2 separate regions of the Homo sapiens genome follow, and region 1 is linked to region 2. A link is a contact called in ENCODE Hi-C or POLR2A ChIA-PET data. All regions are on one chromosome and are shown on one strand. Each heading gives the region's core, a stretch centred on a gene start or an enhancer-like site at or near the end of the contact. The rest is flanking DNA. Distances are from core to core; before and after follow the strand shown. Region 1 overlaps ETV6 (ETS variant transcription factor 6). Region 2 overlaps ETV6 (ETS variant transcription factor 6).

What was found. Hi-C counts contacts between places; a loop is a spot of excess contacts on that map. ChIA-PET counts read pairs that join two places held with the same protein, here RNA polymerase II (POLR2A). Pooled maps may share reads with other maps.
Region 1: a map of endothelial cell of umbilical vein shows a loop between it and region 2 (7-fold over the local background). The contact joins two enhancer-like sites. A Hi-C loop is called at or near these places in 3 of 168 maps with a recorded cell type or tissue (IMR-90, endothelial cell of umbilical vein and gastrocnemius medialis), 5 of 37 single-sample maps with no recorded cell type and 4 of 50 pooled maps. POLR2A ChIA-PET finds 5 or more read pairs at or near these places in 5 of 52 experiments (CD4-positive, alpha-beta T cell, GM12878, WTC11 and 2 more).

What each region holds. Positions count from the first base shown.
Region 1 is chr12:11,718,342-11,723,007 of GRCh38, forward strand. All of the region lies in intron 1 of ETV6 (ETS variant transcription factor 6), which reads left to right. LOC124902879 (a long non-coding RNA gene) reads left to right here. Exons shown (of 2, transcript XR_007063212.1): 1 at 1-37; 2 at 718-4,092. Among named protein-coding and RNA genes, the nearest start is that of ETV6, 71 kb to the left of the region's middle. RefSeq lists enhancers at 1,719-1,778, 1,869-2,018. Within about 2 kb of position 1,575, at least 16 of the 41 ENCODE cell types and tissues checked have a DNase peak (open chromatin) inside an H3K27ac peak, as active enhancers do; they include IMR-90 and endothelial cell of umbilical vein, where a contact is called at or near this core.
Region 2 is chr12:11,795,428-11,799,799 of GRCh38, forward strand. The region is part of intron 2 of ETV6 (ETS variant transcription factor 6); the gene reads left to right. Among named protein-coding and RNA genes, the nearest start is that of ETV6, 150 kb to the left of the region's middle. RefSeq lists enhancers at 1-153, 154-842. Within about 2 kb of position 2,309, at least 14 of the 41 ENCODE cell types and tissues checked have a DNase peak (open chromatin) inside an H3K27ac peak, as active enhancers do; they include IMR-90 and endothelial cell of umbilical vein, where a contact is called at or near this core.

The sequences.
Region 1 (4,666 bases), core at 325-2,824, 78 kb before region 2:
TGACTGAATGGAGTTAGTGTTCGGCAGGACTGGCTAGGTAACTACTGGGACTTGGTGCAGAATGTAGATGTAGGGCTCCTTGTTCAAAAATTAGGAAGAATTTCAAGATAGCCACAGCAGAGCATTAAAACAAACCCAGGTTGGCTAGGTGTGGTGGCACACTCCTGAAATCCTAGCACTTTGGGAGGACGAGGCAGGCGGATCGCTTGAGCTCAGGAGTTTGAGACCAGCCTGGGCAACATGACGAAACCCCATCGCTACTAAAAAAAAAAAAAAAAAAAAATTAGTTGGGCATGGTGGTGTGTGCCTGTAGTCCCAGCTACTTGGGAGGCTGAGGTGGGAGGCTTGCTTTTAAGCCTGGGAGGCAGCCTGGGCAACAGAGTGAGACTGTGTCTCAAAAAAATTCTCAGACAAGCACAGGACCTCTGTATGACTGCACAGGTCACAGGTCGCACACTCACGAAGCCAGCCCAGTGCTCAATACTGTATTTTAGAATAAGCAGGAATCAGTTTAGGGCTGCCAGACTTGCAGAACAATCACTGTGAGGGCTGATGGCAGATCCCTGATCTGTGATTCAGAAAGAGTCATTCAGACAGGCATTGCCCAGAGTCTGGGTTCTCTCTCTCCTGAAGTTGTTGAGGCTGTGCAGAATGTATGTGTTTAGTGTTTCATCCAGTCTGTTAGGGTAATCAGTGTGATTTCTCTGGCATCTCCAGGACTGGAAGCAGACCAGATTTAATCAAAGCTGTTGAAGCTGCCCAGGGACTGGCTAAGCTGCCACCCTGTTAGTGAGGCCGCTGGGGAGAGGGAAACTGAAGCCTGCACCACGGGGAGCCGTATACTGGAGTCTGGAATCCATTTGCTCCACGCAGGAGGCCTGCATCTCAAGTCAGGAGGCACTGCCTGGAAATCTAGCATCATGTTGATACTCTTTGGTGAAGGAAATGTGGTCCTTGCCCCAAGTTATCTCACAGTCCCTTTGGGCAATCTCATGCATATTAAAAATACCGACAAACATAGACCCACGAAAGATCCTGATCTTTTAGGTCTGTCATGTGATAGAGACAGTAAGTGCTCTGTATAGACATCAGGAGATTTTCTTCCCTGAAGGACAAGCTCTTGTAGCATTTTCCTGCACTGAGATGCAGTCATGCTAGCCTGTCTTTCACTCACCAGGGATGGCAAGGAAGGACCAGCTGACAAGTAATAAAGCAAACCAGTTTGTAATTTTACAGGGCTCTGAATAAAGATGCATTTATCTCTGGCCAACACCAAGAGGCCTCGATGTCTCTCACAGGGAGGAACTTGATGGGCTGTGGCGTCTTTTGGGGGTGCTAGGGCAGAGTCAGGCTTGAATCTGAGAAAGGCAAGTCTGTGCATTAAAATCCAGCACGGGGGTGGGTCTGGGGCAAGGGACAAGAGAGAAGCGGGAATGGAAGGCAGGGATGAGGACTGGTAACAGACCCTCTGCCTCCTTCCTTCCTCTTCCCTCACACTGGCTCTTTCAGCCACTTCCCTCACTGAGATAGGAAGCGGTCCTGTGGTGACGCCAAGGGCACAGGCTTCTGCTGTCTGGGCTCCGGCACAGTCATTGGCTCTGAGTCATCCGGGAAGGAAAGGCATCTTTTACCGCCCCCTCTCCCACCGTGGCCTCAGGCTCCCACCATGCAGGAAATGCCTGGTCTCCCACGAATCAGAAGCTATAAACAGGACTGGTGGCAGTTCATACAGATTTGGCAAAGGACGAGAAGCTGTGGGTTATTGGTATCAGTGATTATAGAAGGGGAAAGAGTTGATATCTGAAGATAGGAAAAGGGGCTTCTGAGGATGGTGTTAGCATGTTCAGGCACAGCATTAATCTTTAAGAGTCACGAAGAGCCATCAGCACAGTCATCTCCCTAATAAGCCTTGAGAGTGTTGTCAAAGACACTTCTGGATATAAGTAAGAAACCATTGAGACTGAGTTGTATGGTTAAACAGCACAGTTTTTAGGGAGAGGCAAAGGCAACTCTGTGTTCAGCTCTTAGTTCTGACACTTATGAACTCAGATTTAAATTCCCTGAGCCTCAGTTTCCCTGTCTGTAAAATCAGGATAAAAATTTCTTGCTCAAGGCCAACAAAAACAAGCAATGGGGTAAAGGACTCCTTATTCATAAATGGTGCTGGGATAGCTGGCTAGCCATATGCAGAAGAATGAAACTGAACCCTTACCTTTCACCATATACAAAAATTAACTCAAGATGGATTAAATCGAAATCTAAGACCTCAAACTGTAAAAATCCTAGAAGAAAACACAGGAAAAACCCCTCTTGACACTAGCCTTGGCAAAGGATTTTTGGCTAAGTCCCCAAAAGCAATTGCAACAAAAACAAAAAATTGACAAGTGGGAACTAATTAAACTAAAGAGCTTCTGCACGGCAAAAGAATCAACAGAGTAAACAGCAACCTACCGAATGGGAGAAAATATTTGCAAACTGTGCATCCAACAAAGGTCTAATATCCAGAATCTATAAGGAACTTAAATCAAGAGGCAAAAAAACAATAACTCCATTAAAAAATGGGCAAAGGGCATGAACAGACACCTCTTAAAAGAAGACATACAAGCAGCCAACAAACAAGAAAAAATGCTTATTATCACTAATCATCAGAGAAATGCAAATCAAAGCCACGACGAGATACTGTCTCACACCAGTCAGAATGCTATTATCAAAAGTCAAAAAATAACAGATGCTGGTGAGGCTATGGAGAAAAGGGAATGCTTATACACCGGTGGGGGAAATGTAACTTAGTTCAGTCATTGTAGAAAGCAGTTTGGAGATTTCTCAACTTAAAACAGAGCTACCATTCAGCCCATAAATCTCATTACTGGGTGTATATCCAAAGGAAACTAGATCATTATACCAAAAAGACATATACACTTGTATGTTTACTGCCACGCTATTCACAGTATCAAAGACATGGAATCAACCTAGGTGCACATCAACAGTGGATTTGATTTTGTTTTAATGTGGTACATATACACCATGGAATACTTTGCAGCCATAAAAAGGAATGAAATCATGTCCTTTATAGCAACATGGGTAACCATGTTGGAAGAGCTGGAAACCATAATTCTAAGTGAATGAATGCAGGAACAGAAAACCAAATGCTGCATGTTCTCACTTATAAGTAGGAGCTATACATCGAGCACTCATGAACATAAACATGGGAACAATAAACACTGTGGACTACTAGAGGGAGGAGCGGGAGGGGGTTAATGAGTCAGAAACTACCTCTTGGGTACTGTGCTCACTACCTGGATGCAAGATACCCATGTAACAAACCTGCACACGTAAACCCTATGTCTAAAGTAAAAGTTGGAAAAGAAAAAATATTTCCTAAATTGTTCTAGAATTAAGCAAGGTAATATTTATAAGACATCCAGCAGAGGGTCTGGCACCCTGGCATATAATAGATGCCTAATGAACATTAGTTTCCTTATTTTTCTTACGAGAGTAAAATATTAAGATGTACATATTCTGTTAGGTCATAGAAAGTTTGAATGGTGGGAAAAGTCAGCTGTTAAAATGCTGTGGGATCTCTTTTTGAGCCTTTTCACCTGTGATCAAAGTTGTCCATCACCCTGGCATTTTTGAGAGCTGTAATTTAAGGAAGAAGGTATCATAGGTTACCTCTGTGGAAATTCTAGAATTTGAATATTATGCCCCTGCTCACTTGTAGACTGGGCTGTCACTATAAAGTTAGGCTGACTTGACTGTATCTGATAATTAGGGGCTGGGAGAGCATGGAAAATTGAAGCCATAGATAATCCCAGTGTCTTGTTTTAGCCAATAATAATTCTTCTCCCACCAAGTCTTTATCAGAACTGCTAACAAGGAGAAAAGTCGACTGGTTTGAGTTTCCTCACCTTTTATTCTCCCCTGGGTATCTTCAGTAGAGGTGCTAATGAACAGTGAAATGGCCAAAAGGTGAGCAGCTCCAGGGAGGAGAAGAAGGAGGCTCAGATAATCCACAAACTGTAATCGCTTTGAATAATTGAGTTAACTCCAGTAAAATGTAGAGATACATTCACCTGCTAGGCATTGTTGGAAGCTAAATTAACACACTGGAAGCAAAGCTTTCTTTTAAGTTTCATTTTTAATCTAATGGTGGACATTTTGGGGCACTGCAGCCTATTAAATCTGCTAACTGATGTTCAGACGTTATGAAGGAGTTAAACTATTCTAAGAATATTCAAGGCCTGTTGTTCTCTCCTAGGCTTTCTACGTCAAAGAGTAAAGTCAGAAAAGCCAAACTGATTTCTCCTAAAATGAAGAGAATTGAAGTTACTCTCCCAAACCCCAGTTGTAGGCCAGGCCCTAAACTGAGAGAAATGGACAACCCAAATATTTTGACCTTTGCCCATTGCCAGGTGAGGCCAGATCCGGGGAGGAAGTGATGTTTTCTTATCTGCCTTAACTTAGCCACTACGTGGAGAAGCACTGTAATGTAATTAATGCAGAGGTGCTCAAATTCTGGTGTTCCTCAGAATCACCTCAGGGGCTTTTAGAAACAGTTGCTGGGCCGTTCTCTCAGAGTTTCTGATTTGGTAGGACTGGGGTGGGACAAAGAATTTGCAAATCTGAGAAGTTCCCGGTTCCAGGGACCGCACTTTAATAACCACAG
Region 2 (4,372 bases), core at 1,059-3,558:
CGATGCATGGAGGAGGGGCACCCTCCAAGGAAACCAGGCCAATAGAGCCAAAGTGAACAATTTCAGTCATCATTGGGAACCATGATAGATTATGTAGCACTTTAATGATTGATTTCCTAAAAACCATTCATGCAGTCTTTGGAAGTTCAGCTTGTCACTTACTGGCGTGCCCTCCAGGGCTTCTGTCCACATCGATTTCACCACTACATCTCCACCCATGGAAGGCATGGGCCAAACCCATTCATATTCCAGAGAACAAGGTGCAGTTTCCATGGTATACAGAAAGGTAATATTGTACAGTGGGCAATAACATTCCAGTTCCGGCTCTGCTACTTCCTACTTCTGAGCAACTTGGAAGGTTGCCTAACCTCTCCAAAGACCTAGATAAAATGGGGTTAAGAATAGTGTCCACTTCATAGGGTGGTTCGAAGAAATAAGTGAAAATATAAATGTAAAACACTTAGTACAGTGTCTGTCACACAGCAAGGACTCAGTAAATGTTAGCCAAGAGGGGAGGAAGGAGGCTGCCACCCTTATCTGTTAGCTCAGCTTCAAAAAGCCTAGCAAAATAACATCATGAATTTGATCTGAGTGGTCACAGCAAATCCATTCCCTCACTGATGAAGCTCAAATTACCTTGGCCACATTCTTTAGATTTTTCCCTTTGCCTCTGAATGAAGCATTCACTTGACGTAGATAAAATACAGACACCTCAGCCTCCAGTTCAGCCACTGTCCAGTCAAGCAGGAAAGTACATTGTGAGTGAGTCTTAAGTGAAAAGGACTAGTTATGATGCATTTGAGACAAGAAAGTAGATCGAGCTTTAGGCTTTTCCTTTTCTTGCCGGAAAGGAAAAAAACAACATTGCATTAATCATCATCTGGTCCTCGGCCAAGATTCGTATTTACCTGTTATGTGCCATATTCATACTCACCCTGTAATGTGGCAGCCTCGTGCCATTTATCATTCCAACAGCCCATAACAGATGAGGAGACACAGATGACTTGTCCAGGGTCATCAAGCTTGTCAATGGCAGAGTGAATGTTGGAGCTCAGACCTTCTGACTCTCAACCCAATGAGATACAAATAAAATAGTGGAAACCACCAGCCAGCCCTCCCAAGTGTTTAGGGGCATTAAAGACACTGGCCATCCTAAAGGCGCCTCTTACTCTTATACATCATCTACCACTGAAACCAGAGCTTCCGCTGTGCACTGTCCATGCGTGGGGCCGATCAAGGACACCAAGGCTGTGCAATGACAGGTTTCTTCTCTATAAACTTTCCTTGTCTCTTTCTTTTAAGACATTGAATAGCACTAAGGGATAATTTCTTCCTTTTCTTTTTTTTTTTTTTGTGTGTGTGTGTGTTTTGATTTTTGACACAGGTTCTCTCTCTGTCACCCAGGCTGGAGTGCAGTGGCATGAACATGGCTCACTGCAGCCTCCACCTCCTGGGCTCAAGCAATCCTCCTACCTGAGCTTCCCATGTATGTGGGACCACAAGCATGCCGCACCATGCTCAGCTAATTTTTAAAATTTTTGTAGACACAAGGTCTCACTATGAGCTACCATGCCTGGCCTAGGGTAATTTCTTAAAGTAGAGCTTTATCTCCTTGTCGAGAGGCATTTAGATGTCCTTTCTTCAATGAAAGATTCTTTTTCTCCTCTAAAGAACCCAGAAATAATTTGTTGGTCCTTTACTATGATGTCCCTAACAGATCTAATCATGCCTCTCCATTTTGAGACCATTCATTCTTTCAAACACCATTATTTTTATTCAGACAGTGTACCTAGCAATAGTCCCGGCACTGGGAACACAGAAATGAAAAGTTACTCTCTTTAAGAAATTCACAGTTCCAAAACCTCGGCTGTACCCACAGAGTCAGGGTCATAGGGAAGTTTCAGTACCAGATAGTGGGAGGAGGGCCAGGGCTGCCAGTCGTTGGTGAATGTGGTAAGGTGGCAGGCTGTTGGCAGTTGAGAGCTGGCATCCAGCATTAACCTTAGAAACAAAGAGCTCAAGGAGCAGAAATCCAGCCACAGAGACTGGGATTCGGTCATAGGACTTCTGTTATTGAGAAGGACTGGAAGACAGAGCTGGGTAGGAACCAAGATAGGCATCCCATTACAGCAAAGGCTTGTTTTTAGGTGGCAGACAAGGGCACAGAAAAGCCAGCAGGAGTGACTCAATACTGGTTCCCTGAACCACTGGTCCCAAGCTTCCTCTTGATAAAGGGTAGGCCTGGTCCCGGAGTCTGGGTGGAGCTGAACTTCAAAGTAAAGGAGGGTTAAGTAAGCCTAACTGGAAAGGTTCTGGGCCGTAGGGGCAGACAGCCAAGCATCTCACTGCAGCTAAAACCCAAGTAAAATAAATAGGACTTATGGTATGCACAAATCTCTCATACCAGAGAAAGTGGACATTCCAAGTTTGTGTGATTTGAAGGAAAAGATTTTAGTTCCGTGGTTCTTGTAGGTTGTTACTAGATTGCTAGAATGCTTATAATATAAGATAGTTTTGTGTGATGGGTTTATTTGGGAATGTGATGATAGAAACAAAAGGAAATTCCTTTGTTTTTTATTACCATACAAGGATAAGATTTTGAGATTATCTTTCCAAGGAAAACTTATCAACTATCTATTATGTATCAGGCACAATCCTTTGTACTGGGATTCCAAAGACAAATAAGATAGTTCTTGACCTCAAGGAACTTGTAATTCGTTGGGGAAGACAGATAAGTAACCAACAAATTAGAACGTAGGGTGATTGGAGTGTGTTTCATGTCACTGCGCCACAGAAGAGAAGCAGTTGACTTAGGAGAGGAGAAAGTTTAATTTGGGCCATGAAGGAAATTAAAAGTAAAGACCTCCAAATTGGTGGGCAGCCATTGAAGGATTTTAGGAAAGTGATGTGCTGAGGGATGGATTATAAGATCGGGGGCAGAAAGACCAGTTACAAGGGAAAATCATGCTGGTCATGCCCCAGTACTTACATTTTTCTCATACCACCTCTTAGAGCCCCTGAAAGTGTAGACTCCACTATGGAGAAGCAACACAAATGTGAAATACTAGCTTGCGAGCCACGTGGGTAGCTCTTTCCTCTTCAGGAAAGGGGAATGCTAGTGTCTAGAAGTGGGAGAGATTGAAATGATTCTGTAATGAGGAAATAAGTTACGTTAGGGCACATATATAAAGAAACAGCAGAAAAAATGTAAAATCTCAATCACTCTGTAGCCATGACATTTATAAAAATGAAAATTTTACAAGAGTATTTCTAAATGCTTTGAAGTTGGCCCCCAAAAAGCCTGCCTACCTTCACTTTGAGTTACAAATAAAATCCCTAGTGTTGCATAGCTGTGTGAGTGGTATTTACATTCTCACACATTTCAGATCTCTTGAGTCCATTTTGCTAGTATTTGTTTTCCTTGGAGATAGGAGTTAATTCAGTCACACTTTCTTCCCCTGACAATAACTGCATTTTTTTCTCTAAGGTAGCTTTCCCTCCAACCGTTGCTTGTTGTTCTTACCCAAGACCCAGTATCTGCCAAAACAAATGTATGTGAGTGATAAACGCTGAGAGGAATGTCTGTTGGACCACAGGAAATTTCCTGTTCAGGAAGAGATCTTGGGAACTTCCTGTGGAGGAGTGCATTGTGGGACTTTTGGCTGCAGTCCCTTGACCACAGCTGCAATTAACTAAAGGCAGAGGGGGAGGGGAGAGGAAGAAGAGGAGACAGCTACCCACAGACATTCTTATCCATGTAGCCCGAGGAGAGAATGGGCTCATACAGGTTCACAACTTTGCAAGTGAACTAGATGTCTAGTGCAGAACAAGATCACTGTGCCCAACCTCCTTTACTGCCATCCATCTTTCACAGCCTTCCCGGTGCTTTCCTAGGGCTCCTAAAAACAGTCACTGTCACATTATCCATGTGCATTCCCCAGTCCCTCATAAGCACACATGAAGTGTCCATGCCCTCTGTAGCCCCACCAACTGTTTGGAATCTCTTGATTAGCTTCTAGAATCCAGGCATTGGAGTTGGTGGTCTTTCTCCATCCCAACTTAAGTATGAAAGAGAGGAGAGGAGAACCCGTGGCTCTTTGACATACCTTCATGTGACCCTAAAAGCATTAGGGAAACGTTATGGAACTGTTACGAAAAAAGAGGTTAATAAATCCAATTGATAAGCACAATCAAAACCAACAGGAGAACCATGCATTCTTGTGCTGCAATGCCATTACGAAATGAAGTCCTCGTTAATACCTCATACTCCCCTTCTTGGTCCCCAAACTGGGCACGTCTACTTTGCATTCAAGTGCCTGATGTGTGTGCGTGTGTGTGTTTTATTTTTTATTTTTTATTTTTTTGAGACAAC